Linked DNA regions of Homo sapiens: regions 2, 3, 4, 5 and 6 are each linked to region 1. Evidence: chromatin contacts called from ENCODE Hi-C or POLR2A ChIA-PET data. All regions are on one chromosome and are shown on one strand. Each heading gives the region's core, a stretch centred on a gene start or an enhancer-like site at or near the end of the contact. The rest is flanking DNA. Distances are from core to core; before and after follow the strand shown. Region 1 holds the start of KDM3A (lysine demethylase 3A). Region 2 holds the start of RETSAT (retinol saturase). Region 3 holds the start of TMSB10 (thymosin beta 10). Region 4 has its middle 19 kb from the start of TMSB10. Region 5 holds the start of KCMF1 (potassium channel modulatory factor 1). Region 6 has its middle 28 kb from the start of KCMF1.

Region 1 (3,053 bases), core at 380-2,879:
CATGTTTTTAGATTCATAACAGTTCAGGAGACCATACTGTCTTCATGGACTTTATCTTTAATATAAAATCCTTTCTCTTTTGATACTTTTAATTGTATTAATATTGCTATACTGCTTTCATTTGGCTACCATTTGATTAAATATTTTAGCCCAGTATTTTCAAGCTTCCTGTTTTGTAAGCATTTGCTTATGGTCAATTTATAGCTGGATTGTCCTTTTATTCCCAACTGTCTTTTAAAACTTGTGAGTGAAATTAACCCATTTACATTTATTGTAAATACTGATGTTTGGACTTTTCACATGAAAAACATTTTTACCATATGTTCTGGTTTCTTTTGCTTATCTCGTTCCCATTTCTGCCTTCTTTCAGCTGGATAGGTTTTTTCTTCTCATTTAGCAGCCCCCTTCCTTTAAATGGTCTACAGATTATAAATCCAATTTAATTCTTGTTACTAACTTTAAAAACTTAAAATCACATTCAGAATATGTATATTGAAAATCAACATCCAGAGTTGATTTGCATCTATAATCCCTTATATGTTTCCAAACATTCTCTGATTATACGTTTCCACGCTTGTAAAATGGGAGGCATGAGTTCTTCTTAAGGATTAAATGTGATGTAATGTCAAACACTAGCCTTTATGAACATATCTTCAATTTCTTCATTCCATTTCTTTTTCATTCAATCAAAATACTTCAGGTCCAGAGCACACAATCACCTCTAAACTCCTTTGTCCTTCAAAGTCACCTTCTCTTTCATCTCTTCCATCATTCATTATGGCCTTCAACTACTTTAAATTTCTTTGTAAGTATCTGAATACCTTCTCAATCCCACTTTGGAGAAAAAAAAATCTCATTATACATTGTATTTAAAGGTCTCTTTTGCTCTAAATTTAATGAACGTCATTATCCAGTAACTCCACGCCTTTCTTCATTTATCCTTCAAAATGGCGGACTTTAGACGTTCCACGATCAGTACCACGTGCGCCTGCGCCTCCCGCAGCCATTTCGCCCAGCAGCCTAAGCTCGGCGAGGCGCCTGCGCACGAGCCTCCAGAGCACTATCGCTCCTCCCTCTAGCTGAGTACGCCTGAAACCGCACGTTCTCTTCCCTGCCCTCCCCCGCTAACCCTGCACCGCCCTCACCCTTTCCTGTGAGATTCTTCCGCCAAGTGGAAGGCTCATCTTCGGTCGACAGCCTACGCGGTTGAAGAACAATCCAGTAGGCACTTATAGCTCAGGGTCTCGCCATTCAGTCTTATCTATGCGCCACAGCAATTTTCCTCCGGGCCCCAAAGTTGATAACCGATTTCGCGGGACTTTTTTTTTGCATACTGTGAGGCAACAAATGGAAAGAATAGGCCTATGGCGGAGGGATCACTCGCTTATTCTCTGTGTACTTTAACCTAATGGGGGTCGCCCGGGAGTCGGAAGGGGGAGGGGAAAGGGAGGAGGCAGCCAAGGAATTGTTTTTTTCTCTGGCCCCGCCCTCGCCCGGGGGGCCAATGGTGATGATCTGTTTCCCCCGGAGCCTCGCCCAGCTCCTGTGTTTCAGCCAATGAGCGGCGGAAGCGGCTCCGAGGGGGGCGGGTCCGGGAGGCTGTGCGTGTCTTGTGAGAGCTCTTGAACCAAGTCAGCGCTGGAGTCGGCTAGGCGGCTGGAAACGGCGGCTGCCGCCGGTGACTCAGGGAGGCGGGAGGCGGGGTAAGAGCGCCGCGGCCTCGGCTGCGGGGAGAGGGGAGAGAAAGGTGAAAGCGCCGAGCGCGCGGCCCCGTCGCCCGTTGGCAGCGGCGCAGGCCCGGGAGACGGGCGCCCGGGGTTCGGGGCCGGGGAGCTGGGCGCCGGGGCGGGGCGGCGGGGCAAGTGCGGAATCGCGGGCTCGCCCACCCTCCCCCGTGGGGCCGCCCGGGGCGGGGACCCAGCCGCCCGGGACCGGCTCTCTGCACCAGGGGCCTTTTCTTTTCGGGGCTGGGGGCTGAGCACTTTCAAATCCACTCGAGCCGCAGATAATTTTTCCCTCACTCCCTCTGCGGTTGCGTTTGAGCTGTTAGAAAAGCCAAACTTGGGAGAGCGAGGGTCACGCGGCGCTGGGGCCCGGGTGTGTGGCGGGGGAGGGCGGCGGGGGGCGGGAGGGCGCAGGAGGGGGGCTCGGTGCGGGTCCGCCCGGGGCCGCGTCCTCGCGCGGGTTCGGCGCCCTCCGCCCGCCCTCCCTGCTGTCTCCGCCCGGCCCCCTCCCACCGGCCGCCCCCGTCGCATTTTGTTTTTGTGTTTTTGCAGGGAGGAGCTCTTCCTGCAGGCGTGGAAACCATGGTGCTCACGCTCGGAGAAAGTTGGCCGGTATTGGTGGGGAGGAGGTTTCTCAGTCTGTCCGCAGCCGACGGCAGCGATGGCAGCCACGACAGCTGGGACGTGGAGCGCGTCGCCGAGTGGCCCTGGCTCTCCGGGACCATTCGAGCTGTTTCCCACACCGACGTTACCAAGAAGGATCTGAAGGTACAGGCGGCTCCGGGCCTCTGCCACCGGACGTTTCGCAGTTACCGTGGTAACGCGACCATCGGTTCCCTCCTTCCGTTTTCTGAAAACGGAGACCAGAAAGTTGGCATATGATCTGAAGGTGCAGGAAGCTAGATCTTGAAAGTCTTTGGAATGGTTGTATAGAGCCGAGTTGTGTTTGGCCCACAGCTCCTGGCTGCCTGGCTTTAATAATGGGCTTAGGGTTGTTCAGACACGCTTCATTAATGCCGGTGCTGTGTCCCACCAGGACTGTCTCATCTTTACTGCAGAGGAGGAGGAGTATTTTTGTTAGCGTTAGGTAGGGCCTGTAAGTGACGTTTGGAGTCATTAAGAATTGAAGGTTAGTGCTTGGAAGTACTTTCAGCTGGTTTTGTTTGTTTGTTCCTGTTAATTTATTCACTCAACTTTTAAAAAAACTTTCAGACTTGTTAAAAATGAAGTGAGTGTAGAGGGAGGAGCTTAAGTTCTGTTTGGCGTATTAGGATGGGTGTTTGTCCGTATATGGTGGGTCAGGGCAGGAGTGGGTTCCTGGTTGTCTGT
Region 2 (2,811 bases), core at 1-2,500, 1.1 Mb before region 1:
CCCTGTCTCTACTAAAAATACAAAAATTAGCTGGGCATGCCCACTACTCGGGAGGCTGAGGCAGGATAATCACTTGAACCCAGGAGGCGGAAGTTGCGGTGAGCGGAGATCGCGCCACTGCACTCTAGCATGGACAATAGAGCGAGACTCTGTTTCAATAAATAAATAAATAATGCCAGTTGCAACTCACTAAATTGATTTCATAGCCCACTAATAGATCACAATCCGGTTTGAAAAGCAGTTAAGCTAGTCATCTCATTTTTAGACCAGCCCAGGTAGGTGCTAATGGTTATGCAGCAAATTAGTGACAGAGTCCAAGCTAAAACTCAGTTCTCAGAAGTCCAGATGATTAGTCCTTCCACTTAGAACAGTACTGTCTCCGATTGTGTAGCAAGATATGACACGGAGAATTCTAAAATTTACAAGTGAGAGGGACTCCGTAGATCAAACAGGTGATCCATTATTTTTTAAAGCAGCAGAACTCTTTAAACTCTAGAAGCAACCACAAAATATGTTTTAAAGATGAGAGTGGAGAGCAGGCTCTGAGCCTGAGGCGCCTTGTTGAACCTCTGCCAATGTTTCAGAACTAGGGTTCAATCCTTACGATTTGGGACCATGCAAAGCCTGTTAAATCACCGGACGGGCAAAACGCAATTTCCTACGCATTTCTGTGCTGCTCCCCCACACCCCTGAGCTCGCATGGGAGGGTAGGTGAAAAAGTTAAGGTCCTGGAACCAAGTGGAGGAATGAGTCACGGGGATTATCAGTTCCACGAGCCACGGGGATTACAAGTGGCAGGGCGGGTGCCAACACCTTGCAAACCAAGGACAATGACCACACCCTTGGGACTACTATTCCCGGGGCCTACTAGGGCAAAGGCTATCGACAGTGTTGCACACTAAAGCGGGGCTCCTCCACGTGCAAGGAAGCCCTCCTAGTACTTTACATATGGGGAAACTAAGGCCCACGTCTGGTAGCGGCTGCCTTGGCAAAATGAGAACCCAAATCTGTGAGAAAGCCTCGAGTGCAGCCCCGGACCCCAGGGTCCCTCCTGCTACCTTGTTTGAGAACCTTCTTCCTGGCCTCCTTGTCAGTTACCAGGGGCGCTGGGGGCCGTTTGACATCTTCGGAGAAAGGATTCGGGGAGCTGCCAGAGAATAGTCCCAAGTAAACTTTGCAGAGGACGGCCAGCAGCAGCACAGCCAGGAGCAGCACCAGCGGAAGCCACATCACGCCGGCGTCGGGTCGGGTAAATGGGACAGCTCCGACTGCGCTCAGCCTCTAGGACTGTGGCTCCGCCCGGGCTAGTTCGCTCTCCAGTCAGGAGGCGGAGGCAGCTTTGAGCACTGATTAACCAGCCAGCCAGCGAAGAGCCAACTCTCAGGTGATGATTGACCCTCCCGGCTCTCCGTACTTCTTTTGGGTTTCCATTGCCTACTGGGAAATGTAGTTCTCGGGGCCAGGGGAGCCGGCACGGAAGCGGCTGTGCGCATGAGCAGATGAGGCCTAGCCGAGGCGGCGGGACCCCCAAGTTTGGAAAGCTCTTTTAACGGTGAGAACGCGTTAACACTTGCCAAGGGGAGTGGTTGGTGCCTGTGCGGAGCTAGCAGCCGGCCTGAGGAGGGAGGGAGAATGTGATCCGGTGGAAATTATCACTATGGGGCGAGACAAGGCCGAGAGTTGTAAGACTGAAAGAGAATCCCGACTGGGAGACAGGAGTCCTGAGTTCTGGTCCTGGCTCTGCCCTGGACTCGCTGCCTTGAGGTGTTAAATTGCTTTCCTCGTCTTACGCCTCCAGGCTATGCGAAAGTTCTGTCCAAAGGCTGCTCACAGCCCCTGTCTGACTGGTTGTCATGATGAATTGAGCTCTCTGTTACCTGCGCATCACAACCGGTGAGCGTCTGTCTCTGTGCCCCTCAAAGTGGCCCATAGTTTTGTCCTGGGGGCCCGCCTGGGACGGAGTCCTCTATGGCGGGTCCCTAATGACACCCCATCCGTGGGGAACCTGGGGGACGGGGAGCCGCCCATGGACAAGCATGGTGAAAGGATCAGCTAAGGGCCCATCTAATTTAAATTCCTATGCAGAGAATCTAACCTCCAGCAAGCAGTTGAAGAATCATACCCCCTCCTTGCCTAAAGAGGGTGCATAATGAATACTTGATTGGAGAAGGATCCATTTTTACAGGAAGGCCGTTTCCTTAGGTCCAACTATCAGGAATTTGCCTTTGAGTACTTCCTTGTTTAATGGAATTGTTGCTCTTTTCTTCTCTGCTACAGATAGTAACTGTCCCTACTGAAGGCCCCAGGAGTGCTCCAGCCAGGTGTGGAAAGCTGGTCACGATTCTATGCTACTTGGTTCATTTTCTACACAGCAACAGAAGAGCCCTCCTGAGATTGCTATTACCATACCCGCCTGTCACCTTGCCAAGGCTGGCCAATGTGTGTTTTGTCATAGGCTGTCATGGAGGCCATGATGGAGGAAAAGGAAAGGGGAGGCAGATGTTGAGGCCCCAGAGGCCACAGTGAGAGCAGTTTAGTTCCTGGGGTGCCAGGACTAAGGGGGCATTGCCCTGTCCCCCGGATTACAGTGAGCCACATGTCAAGCCCAAGAGCCAGGAGGTATTCTTCCTCTCAGTGTTAATAATCAAAGCATCCTGACACCAGCAGCCAGTTTTTATGGCATCCTGGAGGGCTGACCTCATAGAGAGGCTACCCTCCTTCCTTAGTCACCCAAAGTTGTGAACTATGATTGTCAGTTGTGTGTGGGCCATCTGCCCACTTAGGATGCAATTTTTGATGTGACAGACATTC
Region 3 (3,108 bases), core at 29-2,528, 1.5 Mb before region 1:
GCACGCCCGCAGTCCCAACTGCTCAGGAGGCTGAGGTGGAAGAATCACTTGAACCGGGGAAGTCCAGGCTGCCATAAGCCGTGATCACACCACTGCACTCCAGCCTGGGTGACAGAGTGAGACCCTGTCTCAAAAAAAGTAAATAAATAAAATCAGGACCGAATTTAGGATGTCACCACCAAATCCCACTTTAAAGAGCTCGGTAATACTTCACACTTAAAAAAGGAAAGGTCAGGACAAATAAAAGAATGACCAGCCTTAACTCCGGGGCTGGTAATTTATGGAACTTATTACCTAACGGTGTTGCACAGGCTGAAAATACAACTTTTCTAAGAAAGATGTGAATAATTGCAGTATACCACTCCTACAATGGGTTAATAAGAAAAACAAGAACGTTTGTAGGCATGTGGGTCTCTATTATCCTCAAGGTTAACTTCAAGGAGGAAAACCGCACCCGCTGATACAGTGTTTCTAGGAGCTCGACGAGAAAAGGCAAACTGCGAGCCTTCTCGGGACGCCCTGTTCCCACCACAGCCCTTCACACAATGCGTCTAACAGCATTTAAGGAACACCCGCCACGCCAACGATCCTGCTGGAACCGCCCAGTTCAGGGAACAGGGGACGACTGACCAGAAGGCAACCGCCCCCAACCTGAGCAAAGAGCGCTGGAAACCTATTCCCCCCTCCCCCTACACCCCCCCGCCCCCCGCTCCACTACGGGACCCTCGGCTCGAATTCTTTTAGTGCAGGACCACCTTAGGACTCAGCCTCCCTAAGGAGAGGAAAAGTGGGGGAGGGAAGGGGACTCTGGAGGAGCAAAAGCAAGAGGCCTGGGGGCGACTGGGGTGGGGCGTCTCCTAGAGCGAGGATTGCTGCAGAGTGCGCGTGCACGCCCGCACATCCACACCCACGGCTACACATCATATCTGCACACGCACAAAACCACACACCCTCCCACGCCGGTCCCATATCCTTTCTGCGGGGTGAGCAGCAGATTCCCGGAAAGGGGGAAATGTAGCCGCAAAAGCAAAGCCGGGGGCCTGGCGCCCACTCTGGCGGCGACTACAGCCCCCACGCTGGGCACACTGCGAGCTGGGGGTGCCCGGCGCGGGAGAAGCCGCGCCCAGCCGGGCTGGTAGCCCAGCGGGGGGCGCGGCAGGGCGAGGAGCAGCCCGCGCTGCTCCCGCCCCTCGGGTGCCAGCACCGCCCCTGCTGCGGCGGGTGAGGGGCGGGGCGGGGCGCGGCGTATATAAGGCTAGGGGCGGGCGCCGCTCTTTTGTTTCTTGCTGCAGCAACGCGAGTGGGAGCACCAGGATCTCGGGCTCGGAACGAGACTGCACGGTGAGTGCGGCGCCGGGGCGGGGGGCCCACCCAGGGTGTGGTCGGATCCGGTGCACCGGGCGGGCGCGCCGCAACCGCGACAGGCGCCCTTCTCGGACCGGACGCAGGGGCCGGCGACCACGCCCTGGGACCGAGAAGAGGGGTGCGGGACGCGCCCAGATCCTCGGCCTTGGGGCTGCTCGGCACGCCTTGGCGCGAGTGCCACGTCGAGAGGCGTCGGCGGGGAGCGCGGAAGGGGACGCTGGCCCCCAGGCCCAGGTCAAGCGCCTTGGTTTGCCCACTAGGATTGTTTTAAGAAAATGGCAGACAAACCAGACATGGGGGAAATCGCCAGCTTCGATAAGGCCAAGCTGAAGAAAACGGAGACGCAGGAGAAGAACACCCTGCCGACCAAAGAGAGTGAGTGTGCCTCGGTCTCCCGCGCCCCAGCCCAGCCCCTCACCCTGCTCTTCCTTGCAAACCCACTCCTCCACCCCCCACCCCGCCGTTGTCCCCGGTGTGGGCGGCCCCGGCCACTCTTTCAGTTTCACAAAGCGCCTTGTTTCTCCCCAGCCCCAAGCTTCCTTCTAAATCCCCACACCTCGTGGGTGCCTCGCCCACACCGGGAAGCACCTCGGTTGCGGGTGGGGGTTGCAGCTCCCCTCCAGCGCCCGCTTCCCGCTCTCCACAGCCATTGAGCAGGAGAAGCGGAGTGAAATTTCCTAAGATCCTGGAGGATTTCCTACCCCCGTCCTCTTCGAGACCCCAGTCGTGATGTGGAGGAAGAGCCACCTGCAAGATGGACACGAGCCACAAGCTGCACTGTGAACCTGGGCACTCCGCGCCGATGCCACCGGCCTGTGGGTCTCTGAAGGGACCCCCCCCCAATCGGACTGCCAAATTCTCCGGTTTGCCCCGGGATATTATAGAAAATTATTTGTATGAATAATGAAAATAAAACACACCTCGTGGCATGGCTGGCGTGGTCTGAGTCTTTTAGTTGAGTATGCGTGGGCAGTGCCACTGCAGCAAAGCCCCTCGATGGAGTAGAGTTCCTGCCGCAAAGGGGAGGAGGTGGGTCGCAGAATGGGCTGACTCGGAGGGAGTTTTTAATTTTGGCTTTACCTGCTTCTCCGTAAGATTTCATGACTTGTTAGCCACTTAACTCTTGCTCGTAAGCAATCTGTGTAAAATTTAACCCCACTTTGTCCCCAGGTTGCGTTGGAAAATGCTTTTTCAAAAGAGCAAGGTTTGCTTTTGATAAGCTTCGAAAGCCCCACTGTTTCCCTCTGGCCTCCTCCTAGCTGACTCAGAAGGGAACACTGATTTTAAAGAAAGAAAAGACAATCTGGAATGTTGGAAATTGGGTGAGGTCACAAAGTCTCCGGAAGCCTTTCTTCGGGAGCTTAAAACAAAGGCGGGATCTAGGGATACAGCAACGGGAACGTCAGAACTAGAAGAACCAACACTAGAACTGGGGGAGGGGAGGGGGGAAGAGCTTTTGTCTTTTAACCCTAGTTCAGAACCTCCCACAAAAACATTAGCCATTAGAGGAAGTGCTAGACTGATCTGCTACCACCCAGTGCTCAGCAGGAAGGGTGGGGATGTGGTGGGAGGGAGGAAGGGTGGGCTGGCGCTGGCGCTGGCGGCCAAGCTCCAAGGGATGACACCTCAAACCCACAGGGAAGGAATAGGACCAGCCCAAGGGGGCCTGACAGTTGGGAACCTGGGGCTGCAGGCCATTCAGAAGCAGAAGAAACAGGCTTATAAAGACAGGGGTGGAGTTTT
Region 4 (2,866 bases), core at 224-2,723, 1.5 Mb before region 1:
TTAGGCCAGGCTTGGTGGCTTACACCTGCAATCCCAGCACTTTGGGAGGCCAAAGTGGGTGGATCAAGGTGGGAGGTCAGGGGTTCGAGACTAGCCTGGCCAACATGGTGAAAACCTGTCTCTACTGAAAATACAAAGAATTAGCTGGGTGTGGTGGCGGGCACCTGTAATCCCAGCTTCTCAGGAGGCTAAGGCAGGAGGATTACCTGAGCCCAGGAGCTGGAGGCTTCATTGAGCCATGATCATGCCATAGCACTTCAGCCTGGGCAACAGAGCAAGACCCTGTCTCAAAAAAAAGAAGGAAGGAAGGAAGAAAGGAGGGAGGGGAGGGAGGGGAGGGAGGGAGGGAGGGATTGATTCTAGTTATATAATTCTATGTATAAAATATGCACATTTAAAAAAATATAAGGAAGACATAAAGTTATATTCTTTTGACAAAAAGAATTGTATGTAATACAGAGATTATGTAAAGCCTATTTATGAAAGAAGGTAAAAAGAAACTAGTAAATAGGTGAAAGAGATGTAAAGAGAGTCACAGATGTAAAGATGTATTTTTGGTAACAAAGATTAAGAAGAAAAGAGAATAATTTTGTATGAGAAATAATCTTATGTGGTAAATTTTTGTCCTACAGTAAAATGACTGTTTATTTAAGAAAGAGGGAAATTTATGACAAAACAAAAAGTTCAAGCATGTTGTAAATTGTCTGTGTAAATCATGATAAGGTTCATAAAAAGAAAAGCTATAAAAAATTTTGTGTATGATTAACTTGGCTATAATTAAAAGGAAATAATTTATAATAGTCATGATAAATGTGCTTAACTGCACAAGCAGCCAAAGGGCACAGGAACCACTCTGATTATTCTGTATAGAATTCATTTCCTAGGCCGGGCGCTGTGGCTCACGCCTGTAATCCCAGCACTTTGGGAGGCCGAGGTGGGAGGACCACGAGGTCAGGAGATCAAGACCATCCTGGCCAACATGGTGAAACCCCGTTTCAACTAAAAATACAAAAATTAGCCAGGCATGGTGGTGTGCGCCCGTAGTCTCAGCTACTTGGGAGGCTGAGGCAGGAGAATCACTTGAACCTGGGAGGTGGAGGTTGTGGTAAGCCAAGATCGCACCACTGCACTCTGGGCGACAGAGTGAGACTCCGTCTCAAAAAAAAAAAAAAAAAAGCAGCTGGGTGTGGTAACACACACCTGCAATCCCAGCTACTCAGGAGGCTGAGGCAGGGGAGTCACTTGAACCTGGGAGGCAGGAGTTACAGTGAGCCAAGATCAAGCCACTGCACTCCAGGCCTGGGCAATAGAGTGAGACCCTGTCTAAAAAAAAAAAAAAAAAGAAATTCAATCTGGTCCTGCACCCCACTATTAACTATATCTACCACATCAGTGCTCCTACAGGGGAGGCTACTTCCCTGAACACAGAGAGTGGGTGAGAGTCTCAGGTCCTTGAGGAAACTGCAGGCTTCTGGCTCCTCCCAGTCCTGGGGAGTTTCCCAAACCTCTCTCCCTTTGTCTTGACACTTCCTCTCATTCTCTTCCCCTGGGGTCAACCCACGTAATCCCGGTGCAGCCCATTCCTTCCTGGATTAGCCCACTAAAATGCTAAAACCCATCAGAGTTTCCTTACCACCAACACTGCTCGTGAACAAACCTGTCACCAGGACCTGAACTGTACCAAGGGATGCTTTTCCCCACTATAATCTTCATCAACCTCTTAAATAAAATAAGCACTTATAATATCCTCATATAAACATGAATAAAGGCATCTCTGGAAATGTTTCTGTTTTAATTAAGCTGCAAACGCTTCATCCTTACAAGGCATATAGAGTTTCAAGGCAAACCCATAGTTGCCCCCCACATCCCCAGACCACCCCCTCCTGACTGAAGCAGAAAAATAGGGTCTGGAGGCAGGGAACCTAAGGCCGATTCACGCTGACTTTCTAGAACTAAATCAAAAGGAAAACCCCAACTTTCCACACCTAAGTAACAAAAGGACTGGAGGCTACTCCCTTTGCAAACCCCACCCCCCTTTTCTGTGGGGCCGACGGAAAATTGAAAGTATCTCTGATTGGTTGATTTCTGCAACCAGATATTTGCATAGGAGTGTAACTTTGTAACTTCACTTCAGCCTCTGATTGGTTGCTTTCCACAACCAATCAGACACTTACAAAGGTGTAAGTTACTTTGTAACTTCACTTCAGCCTCTGATTGGTTAATTTCTGCAACCAATCAGACTGATAGTGGGCCACTATTTCTTTTACTTAGAGTGTACACCAAGTCGCCAGTGGGAAACCTCTAGAGGGTATTTAAACCCCAGAAAATCCTATGCTTGGTCTGTTCGCACCCTGTGGAGTGTACTCTCGTTTTCAATAAATTTTTGCTTTTGTTGCTTCATTCCTTCCTTGCTTTGTTTGTGCATTTTGTCCAATCCTTTGTTCAAACTGCCAAGAACCTGGACACCCTCCACCCATAACATAACCAGATTGCTGCCTTTGAGCCTCTTCTTTTTTAGAAATTCTAAAGGCGCTACTGAGAATATGATGCATGTCCCTTCAGCCACTAGCTGTTCCCATCTCTTCTGGGAGATGTTCAGCGCTGGGTCCTCTCCACCTGCCCACAGGTTTAGGGAGCCGAGGGAGCCTTCCAGAGCCTCTAAGTCACCTCTCTAGGAGGCTGTCTGCCTGGCCCACACACAGGCAGGCCCCATTCTTGGCCTCCCCAAGCCAAGAGGGCACAGACTGATGATCCAGGGCAGGTCTAGGCAAGTGGGGCATGCAGGGATGTTGTATTAAAGCTTAAGCATCATGAGAGGATCTGATGACTCAGGGAGCAATTTCTTGAGCCCATATTGTCCACCTGG
Region 5 (2,964 bases), core at 404-2,903, 1.5 Mb before region 1:
TTTCTACAAGAGAAATGGAATAAATTTGTGCAGGAGCTCCATACAGGCAATAAAAATATCTCTGGTGACAAAGTCCTCATTTAAACTCCAGTTTGTTTATCACTAGTTACTACCAAATACAGTCCCTTGGGAGTTCTGAGTGACCCAAAACCTACTTCCTGGACTTCAAGATGAGCTTTTAGTTTCTTTGAAATCAGGAAGTGTCTTAAAACCAGATTCAATGAAATACGGTAACAATCTTTTTACTGTGTCCTGTGCTAGGTATTTTATATGCATTTTAGCACTTAACCTCCAAACCTCTTATTATTAAACCTCTGTTGTTACGTCCATTTTAAAGATAGAAAAGTCAGGGCACAGAGAGGTTTAGAGATCACACAGCCAGCAAATGGTGGACAGTATAAGAGTAACCTCAAAGCAAGCAGTACCCCAGATTCCAATTTCAGTTGACTTAGCCTGGTAACAGTTCAATTTTATGCAAAACCCACAACTTCAAATGGAAAAAGATAAATTAAAACAACCACAAAAACCAGACAAATGGAGGCTCAGCAGGCCTTGTAGCTCATCCACGGTTACACAGAGGATCTCAGAGCCAAAATTCCATGGCCGATCCGTCTTGACTTCAAAGCGCGATCTATTTCCACCAAACCACGGAACCATCGACACGTGGTAAGGGGCAGTACAAAGATTTGTTGAATTAATAATGCCTGAAAACAAATTGACAATAAGAAGGTAAAAATGGAAAACACAGATAAAATCGGAAAAGCAGACCACTTTCAGGAAACAAAAAACTCCAAATTTTCAAGGCAGGGCATTCACGGTGAGCCAAGGCGCTGGGACAAAGTTTGCGCGGGTACCGCCGGACTCCCGGGCTGCCCGGCGCGGAGTCTTTAACGGAGATGGTTCGCAAGGAATCGGCCTCGGAGCCCGGCAGCCTCCTGGCTTCCCTCCTGACCACCAGTAACCCGGCCGGGAAACACTGGCGAAGACCGGGGGCCAGTCGCCTTCCCTTTCTGGGCTGTTGGCTTAAAATACACACAAACACAAGTCCCCAGGCGGTCCGCGGCCTCTCAGTGGGGCTGGAGCTCGCTGCCCGAGGCCCGCCCGGAAGCCATGCACCTGCGGACAGGAGTCTCTCCGAGTCGCAGCTCGCCGCCGAGAAGCACCCACCTCCCGCGGCCGGCGCAGCCCAAGGCCCTGGCCCCTATAGCCCGGCCTAGGCCCGCCCCAGGCGGGGCTAGGGGCGGCGTGGCGGGCGGGCGCCCCTCGGGCCGCGCCGGTGAGCAGCGGGAGCCGGCGCCGGGCATTTCCTCTTCCTCCCTACGCGCGGCGCGGCGGCGGCGGCGGCGGCCAGGCCGAGGCTGGGCACGGGCGCCCGATCGCGGCCTGCTGGCTAGCGCGGGCAAGCGCCGCGCCCCGAGCCGCCGTCGCCGCGTCGCCCCCGTCGCGACCGCCGGCCGCGGGGCCTCCGGGCGGCTGGGCCCGGCGAGGGCAGCGAGAGGCGGGGCTGGCGTGCGGGCGGCGGAAGGAGGCGGAGGAGGAGGAAGAGGAGGAGGAGGAGGCGGCGGCCGGGAGCCGGGGGAGAGGGGCGGGGGGTGGGCCGGGGGAGGGGAGGAGCGGGATTTGCGGAGCGCCGCGCCGCTGCCGGGAGCCGGCAGGCCCGAGAGTGACCGGAGTCACGGCGGGCGCCGGCGGAGCTGCGGCGTCGGACCCGCCTCCTGGAGGAGCTCAGCCCCGACCAGGCCCGGCCCCATTCCCGCCCCGCGCCGCCTCCCCGCCGCCGCCGCCGCCGCCGCCGCGGGAGCGCTCCCCTGCCCACCCCGCCCCCGCGGCCGAGCCCGGGAGTCGAGTGGGAGTCGGCCGGCCGGCGCGGGCAGCGCCGGGACCCCGCGGGGGACACTGCAGCCGGAGCCCGGGAGGGGCCGCGCCGCCACCGTCTGAACTAGGATGTCCCGACATGAAGGTGAGAGGAGCCCCCGCCCCCACCCGCACCTCCCGGGCCTCGGCCTACCCCGCCCGGGCCGGGCGCGGCGGAGGGCGGCCGGGAAGCGGCGGAGACTTTGGCCGAGCCCGAGCCGGGCCCGAGGCGCTGGACCCGGGAGCGAGCGAGCGAGGGCGGAGAGCCGCGGCGCCGCTGCCGCCACGGCCGCGGCCCTTAGCTGGGCCTGGTGCTGGAGGCGGGGCGGCCCGGGCGGCCGGAGGGTTTGCACTGTCATGGGGCGGAGGGGGAGGGGAGGCGGCGGGGCCCGTTACCGGCGGGAGCTCGGCCTTCGGGACTGATACCGGACGCCAAGGCCCGCCCGGCCGGTTCAGGAGCCGCGGGCCCCAGCGCGGCCTAGCGCTCCCGCCGCCCCGGAAGAGCCCGGTGTGGTCGCAGAGCCGGGCCGCGGGCGGCAGCAGGAGGCAAAAGAGCCGGCCCGGGACCCGGCAGGCGCGTCCGGTCGCCGGGAGACGACGGCGAGTGTCCCCGCCTGCGGGCGACCGCGGGGCTGGCGGGAAGGCTCTGCGGCCAAGGGACGGGAAGCCCTCGCCGCCTGGAGCCCGCCCCGGCCTCGCGGCTAGGCCTCGGCGCGTCCCTGGGCTCGGGTAACCAAGTTCCCGGGGTGGATCCGACCCCGCCGCAGCAAGCAAACTCCCTGCTCAGTCACCCAGGCGGAGCAGGGCTCGCTCCCCGCGGCCCTGGTGCCCTCGCCGGCATGTGCTGCCTACCAGACCAGGTTTTGGAAAATGACGATGGTGAGGTCTGTTCATGGTCGGGGGTCGTTTTGGACCTTGTTTTGCCATTTTAAAACACGATTGGAGTACAGTTGCAAATAAGCAGACAGCTCTAAGCCCAGTCCCAGGGCACAAAGAGACAAATGTTTAGGGTCGATGTATAGGCTTTGAGCTGGTAAGAAATAAGTTAACTTTAATTTATTGCCATATGGTTTAGAAAAGGAGGAGGGGGTTGTGTTTTCTTTGTTTCAC
Region 6 (2,972 bases), core at 457-2,956, 1.5 Mb before region 1:
CTTTATTGGCCAGTGTGGTGGCTCACGCTGTAATCCCAGCACTTTAGAAAGCCGAGGTGGGTGGATTGCTTGGGCTCAGGAGTTGGAGACCAGCCTGGGCAACATGGCAAAACCCCATCTCCACAAAAAATATAAAAATTAGTCAGGTGTGGTGGCTCACACCTGTAGTGCCAGCTACTCGGAAGGCTGAGGCAGGAGGATCACTTGAGCCCAGGAGGCTGGGGTTGCAGTGAGCCAAGATCGTACCACTGCACTCCAGCCTGGGTGACAGAGGGAGACCATGTCTCAAGAAAAACAAAAACAAAAACAAAAGATTAGGCCTTTATTCACCTTTACACCTGTAGTGTCTGGCCCAGAGCTCTTAGATGATCAACAAGGGTTTTATTAGATGAGTGAAAAAAATTAATAAATTGGGCCAGGTGTGGTGGCTCACGCCAGTAATCCTAGCACTTTGGGAGGCCAAGTTGAGACAATCATCTGAAGTCAGGAGTTCAAGACCAGCCTGGCCAACATGGCAAAATCCTGTCTTTACTAAAAATACAAAAATTAGCCAGGTGTGGTGGTGCGTGCCTGTAATCCTAGCTACTTGGGAGGCTGAGACAGGACAATCTCTGGAACCCGGGAGGCGGAGGTTGCAGTGAGCTGAGATCATGCCACTGCACTCCAGCCTGGGCCACAGATTGAGACTCCGTCTCAAGGAAAAAAAAAATGATAAATTGGGCTTCTAGGTTCAATCTCAGGAAAACAACTGGAAACTATATACTGTAAGGACTAAGGCTATAATCACCTTAAGAGATTTCATGACTCTGCAACTTCCCCATGTGTGGGATTTTTGTCTTCTCACCTGTATTTCCCTAGACAGACTAGTAATTAAACATCTAAAACAAAAAGGGTCAGTGCCCTGTAAGCGTGTAGAGTATCCTGACTCAGCCAGCAGGTATCTTCCGCTCACTGGGCCCACACTGGCCACAAGGCCAGGACATAGCTTCTGTCTCAGAATCCTAGTCATGGCTCTGTGGTGCCATCTTTTTAGAAGTAGAAGTATTTCTTGAGGGCTACAATGTGCCAGGCACTGGACTGGTGGTCTGAGCTCCATCTGCATAGGGGAGGGATTTCAGAGCATTGCCCCTTAAAGTGAATACTTGTTGCTTGTTCCCCACCCCTCTTTCTCCAGCACAAGACCCTGCTGCAGGTTCCTGACCTCAGAGATCCATTCAGGGGCCAGCAAATGACCCTACTGGCCCCATCAGAGTGACTCTCAGCACTGCTGCAGGCACCTGTGGATAAAAGGCTTGCCCTTTTTGGCTTGACTTGATCTGGAAAGGAATGAGTTGGAACTACTATTACCATTTTTTTTTTAGATGGAGTCTCGCTCTGTTGCCCAGGCTGGAATGCAGTGGTGTGATCTCAGCTCACCAACCTCTGCCTCCCGGGCTCAAGCGATTCTGGTGCCTCAGCCTCCTGAGTAGCTGGGATTACAGGCGTCCACCACCACGCCCGGCTAATTTTTGTATTTTTAGTAGGAGATGGGGCTTTACCACGTTGGCCAGACTGGTCTTGAACTGCTGACCTCAAGTGATCAGCCTGCCTCGGCCTCCTAAAGTGCTGGGATTACAGGCGTGAGCCACTGCACCTGGCCTACTATCACCATTTTTTGCCACCACACAGAGAACCCCCCCAAGAATAGAGCTGAGAGATAGGAAGTGAGACTGAATCATCAGGGAGTGAAATCAAGGGCCTTGCCACATTTACATCCCTAGATCCAGTCATGCCTAAAGTGAGGCTTTCAGTTACATGTGAGAAAGAGCTCTAGCATATATTCTCTGTTCTCTCTGACTATAGAAGATCAGTCACATGACAAATTTTATTTCACAAAGCTGCTGGAGGCCTGAGCTATAGGTCTGCATACAGGTAAGAGGCCCCCCGATGAAGACTGAGAGGAAAGATCCATAGATACATGGGTGAAACAAGGTCAATAAAAGGCATTCTGCCTCCACTGAGATACAACAGGTATGTAAACATATGGGAGAGAAAGGGAAATGGGTCAGTCAGAAGCCAAGCCAAGCTGGGGTTGTCAACTTGGTCCAGGAGTGGGAATGAATGTGCCAGTCCCCCCCAATTACCAGGAGACATAATAAATGATTGTTAAAGGCTGGGTGCGGTGGCTCTTGCCTGTAATCCCAGCACTTTGGGAGGCCAAGGCGGGTGAATCACCTGAGGTCAGGAGTTTGAGACCAGCCTGGCTAACAGGGTAAAAGCCCGTCTCTACTAAAAATATGAAAAAGTAGTGGGGTTTGGTGGTGCTCGCCTGTAATCCCAGCTACTCGGGAGGCTGAGGCAGGAGAATCGCTTGAACCTGGGAGAAGGAGGGGTTACAGTGAGCCGAGATTGCGCCACTGCCCTCCAGCCTGGGTGACAGAGCAAGACTCTCTCAAAAAATAAATAAATAAATAAATAAATAATTGTTGTTGTTTGTGTCACCGACACAGTAGATAACTGAAACTATCTTCCTTCCCATATCTGCTCCTCTTCTTTTTTTTTTTTCTTTTTCTGAGTCGGAGTTTCATTTTTATTGCCCAGGCTAGAGTGCAATGGCCCAGTCTCAGCTCACCACAACCTCCCGGGTTCAAGCGATTCTAGTGCCTCAGCCTCCTGAGTAGCTGGGACTACAGGCATGCGCCACAATGCCCAGCTAATTTTAGTAGCGACAGGGTTTCTCCATGTTGGTCAGGCTGGTCTTGAACTCCCAACCTCAGGTGATCCACCTGCCTCAGCCTCCCAAAGTGCTGGGATTACAGGCGTGAGCCTCTGCGCCCGGCATCTGCTCCTCTTCTCATATCTCCCATGTTGGCTAATGGCACCAGCACCTCCTGTGGTAAATATGTATTCTGTCTTTGTCCTCAGTCTTTGCACGCAGCTCCTATAACCCTTGGAATCCCTGGAATGATATCTTTTGTGTGCTAATAAGGTGC

What was found. A loop is a pair of places that touch in the nucleus more often than their neighbours do. ChIA-PET counts read pairs that join two places held with the same protein, here RNA polymerase II (POLR2A). Pooled maps may share reads with other maps.
Region 2: a loop to region 1 is called in a map of CD4-positive, alpha-beta memory T cell, with 9 times the contacts of the local background. The contact joins the promoter of RETSAT here to the promoter of KDM3A in region 1. A Hi-C loop is called at or near these places in 1 of 168 maps with a recorded cell type or tissue (CD4-positive, alpha-beta memory T cell), 2 of 37 single-sample maps with no recorded cell type and 8 of 50 pooled maps. POLR2A ChIA-PET finds 5 or more read pairs at or near these places in 1 of 52 experiments (CD4-positive, alpha-beta T cell).
Region 3: a pooled map shows a loop between it and region 1 (18-fold over the local background). The contact joins the promoter of TMSB10 here to the promoter of KDM3A in region 1. A Hi-C loop is called at or near these places in 2 of 37 single-sample maps with no recorded cell type and 9 of 50 pooled maps. POLR2A ChIA-PET finds 5 or more read pairs at or near these places in 3 of 52 experiments (BJ, CD4-positive, alpha-beta T cell and CD4-positive, alpha-beta memory T cell).
Region 4: a map with no recorded cell type shows a loop between it and region 1 (9-fold over the local background). The contact joins the enhancer-like site here to the promoter of KDM3A in region 1. A Hi-C loop is called at or near these places in 3 of 37 single-sample maps with no recorded cell type and 8 of 50 pooled maps. POLR2A ChIA-PET finds 5 or more read pairs at or near these places in 1 of 52 experiments (CD4-positive, alpha-beta T cell).
Region 5: a loop to region 1 is called in a pooled map, with 9 times the contacts of the local background. The contact joins the promoter of KCMF1 here to the promoter of KDM3A in region 1. A Hi-C loop is called at or near these places in 1 of 37 single-sample maps with no recorded cell type and 14 of 50 pooled maps. POLR2A ChIA-PET finds 5 or more read pairs at or near these places in 2 of 52 experiments (CD8-positive, alpha-beta memory T cell and MCF 10A).
Region 6: a loop to region 1 is called in a pooled map, with 10 times the contacts of the local background. The contact joins the enhancer-like site here to the promoter of KDM3A in region 1. A Hi-C loop is called at or near these places in 1 of 37 single-sample maps with no recorded cell type and 4 of 50 pooled maps. POLR2A ChIA-PET finds 5 or more read pairs at or near these places in 1 of 52 experiments (CD8-positive, alpha-beta memory T cell).

The regions. Positions count from the first base shown.
Region 1 is chr2:86,439,742-86,442,794 of GRCh38, forward strand. It overlaps KDM3A (lysine demethylase 3A), which reads left to right and starts at 1,630. Exons shown (of 26, transcript NM_018433.6): 1 at 1,630-1,703; 2 at 2,277-2,492. The coding sequence starts at 2,307. RefSeq lists enhancers at 699-1,242, 1,064-1,263, 1,344-1,423, 2,414-2,473 and silencers at 1,554-1,943, 2,164-2,213.
Region 2 is chr2:85,353,278-85,356,088 of GRCh38, forward strand. It overlaps RETSAT (retinol saturase), which reads right to left and starts at 1,251. Exons shown (of 11, transcript NM_017750.4): 1 at 1,059-1,251. The coding sequence starts at 1,230. ELMOD3 (ELMO domain containing 3) reads left to right here and starts at 1,492. Exons shown (of 14, transcript NM_001135022.2): 1 at 1,492-1,552; 2 at 1,799-1,893; 3 at 2,278-2,321. RefSeq lists enhancers at 1,253-1,754, 1,319-1,718, 1,755-2,254, 1,889-1,948.
Region 3 is chr2:84,904,378-84,907,485 of GRCh38, forward strand. It overlaps TMSB10 (thymosin beta 10), which reads left to right and starts at 1,279. Exons shown (of 3, transcript NM_021103.4): 1 at 1,279-1,341; 2 at 1,626-1,740; 3 at 2,012-2,294. The coding sequence starts at 1,641. The coding sequence ends at 2,046. LOC105374836 (a long non-coding RNA gene) reads right to left here and starts at 2,644. Exons shown (of 2, transcript XR_940308.3): 1 at 2,286-2,644. RefSeq lists a silencer at 1,036-1,575 and enhancers at 1,542-2,741, 2,546-2,605.
Region 4 is chr2:84,922,803-84,925,668 of GRCh38, forward strand. No RefSeq gene overlaps it. Among named protein-coding and RNA genes, the nearest start is that of TMSB10, 19 kb to the left of the region's middle. RefSeq lists an enhancer at 2,277-2,326. Within about 2 kb of position 1,474, at least 19 of the 41 ENCODE cell types and tissues checked have a DNase peak (open chromatin) inside an H3K27ac peak, as active enhancers do; they include CD4-positive, alpha-beta T cell, where a contact is called at or near this core.
Region 5 is chr2:84,969,508-84,972,471 of GRCh38, forward strand. KCMF1 (potassium channel modulatory factor 1) reads left to right here and starts at 1,654. Exons shown (of 7, transcript NM_020122.5): 1 at 1,654-1,960. The coding sequence starts at 1,945. RefSeq lists an enhancer at 581-660 and silencers at 1,159-1,408, 1,439-2,528.
Region 6 is chr2:84,941,450-84,944,421 of GRCh38, forward strand. No RefSeq gene overlaps it. Among named protein-coding and RNA genes, the nearest start is that of KCMF1, 28 kb to the right of the region's middle. RefSeq lists an enhancer at 1,850-1,939. Within about 2 kb of position 1,707, at least 5 of the 41 ENCODE cell types and tissues checked have a DNase peak (open chromatin) inside an H3K27ac peak, as active enhancers do.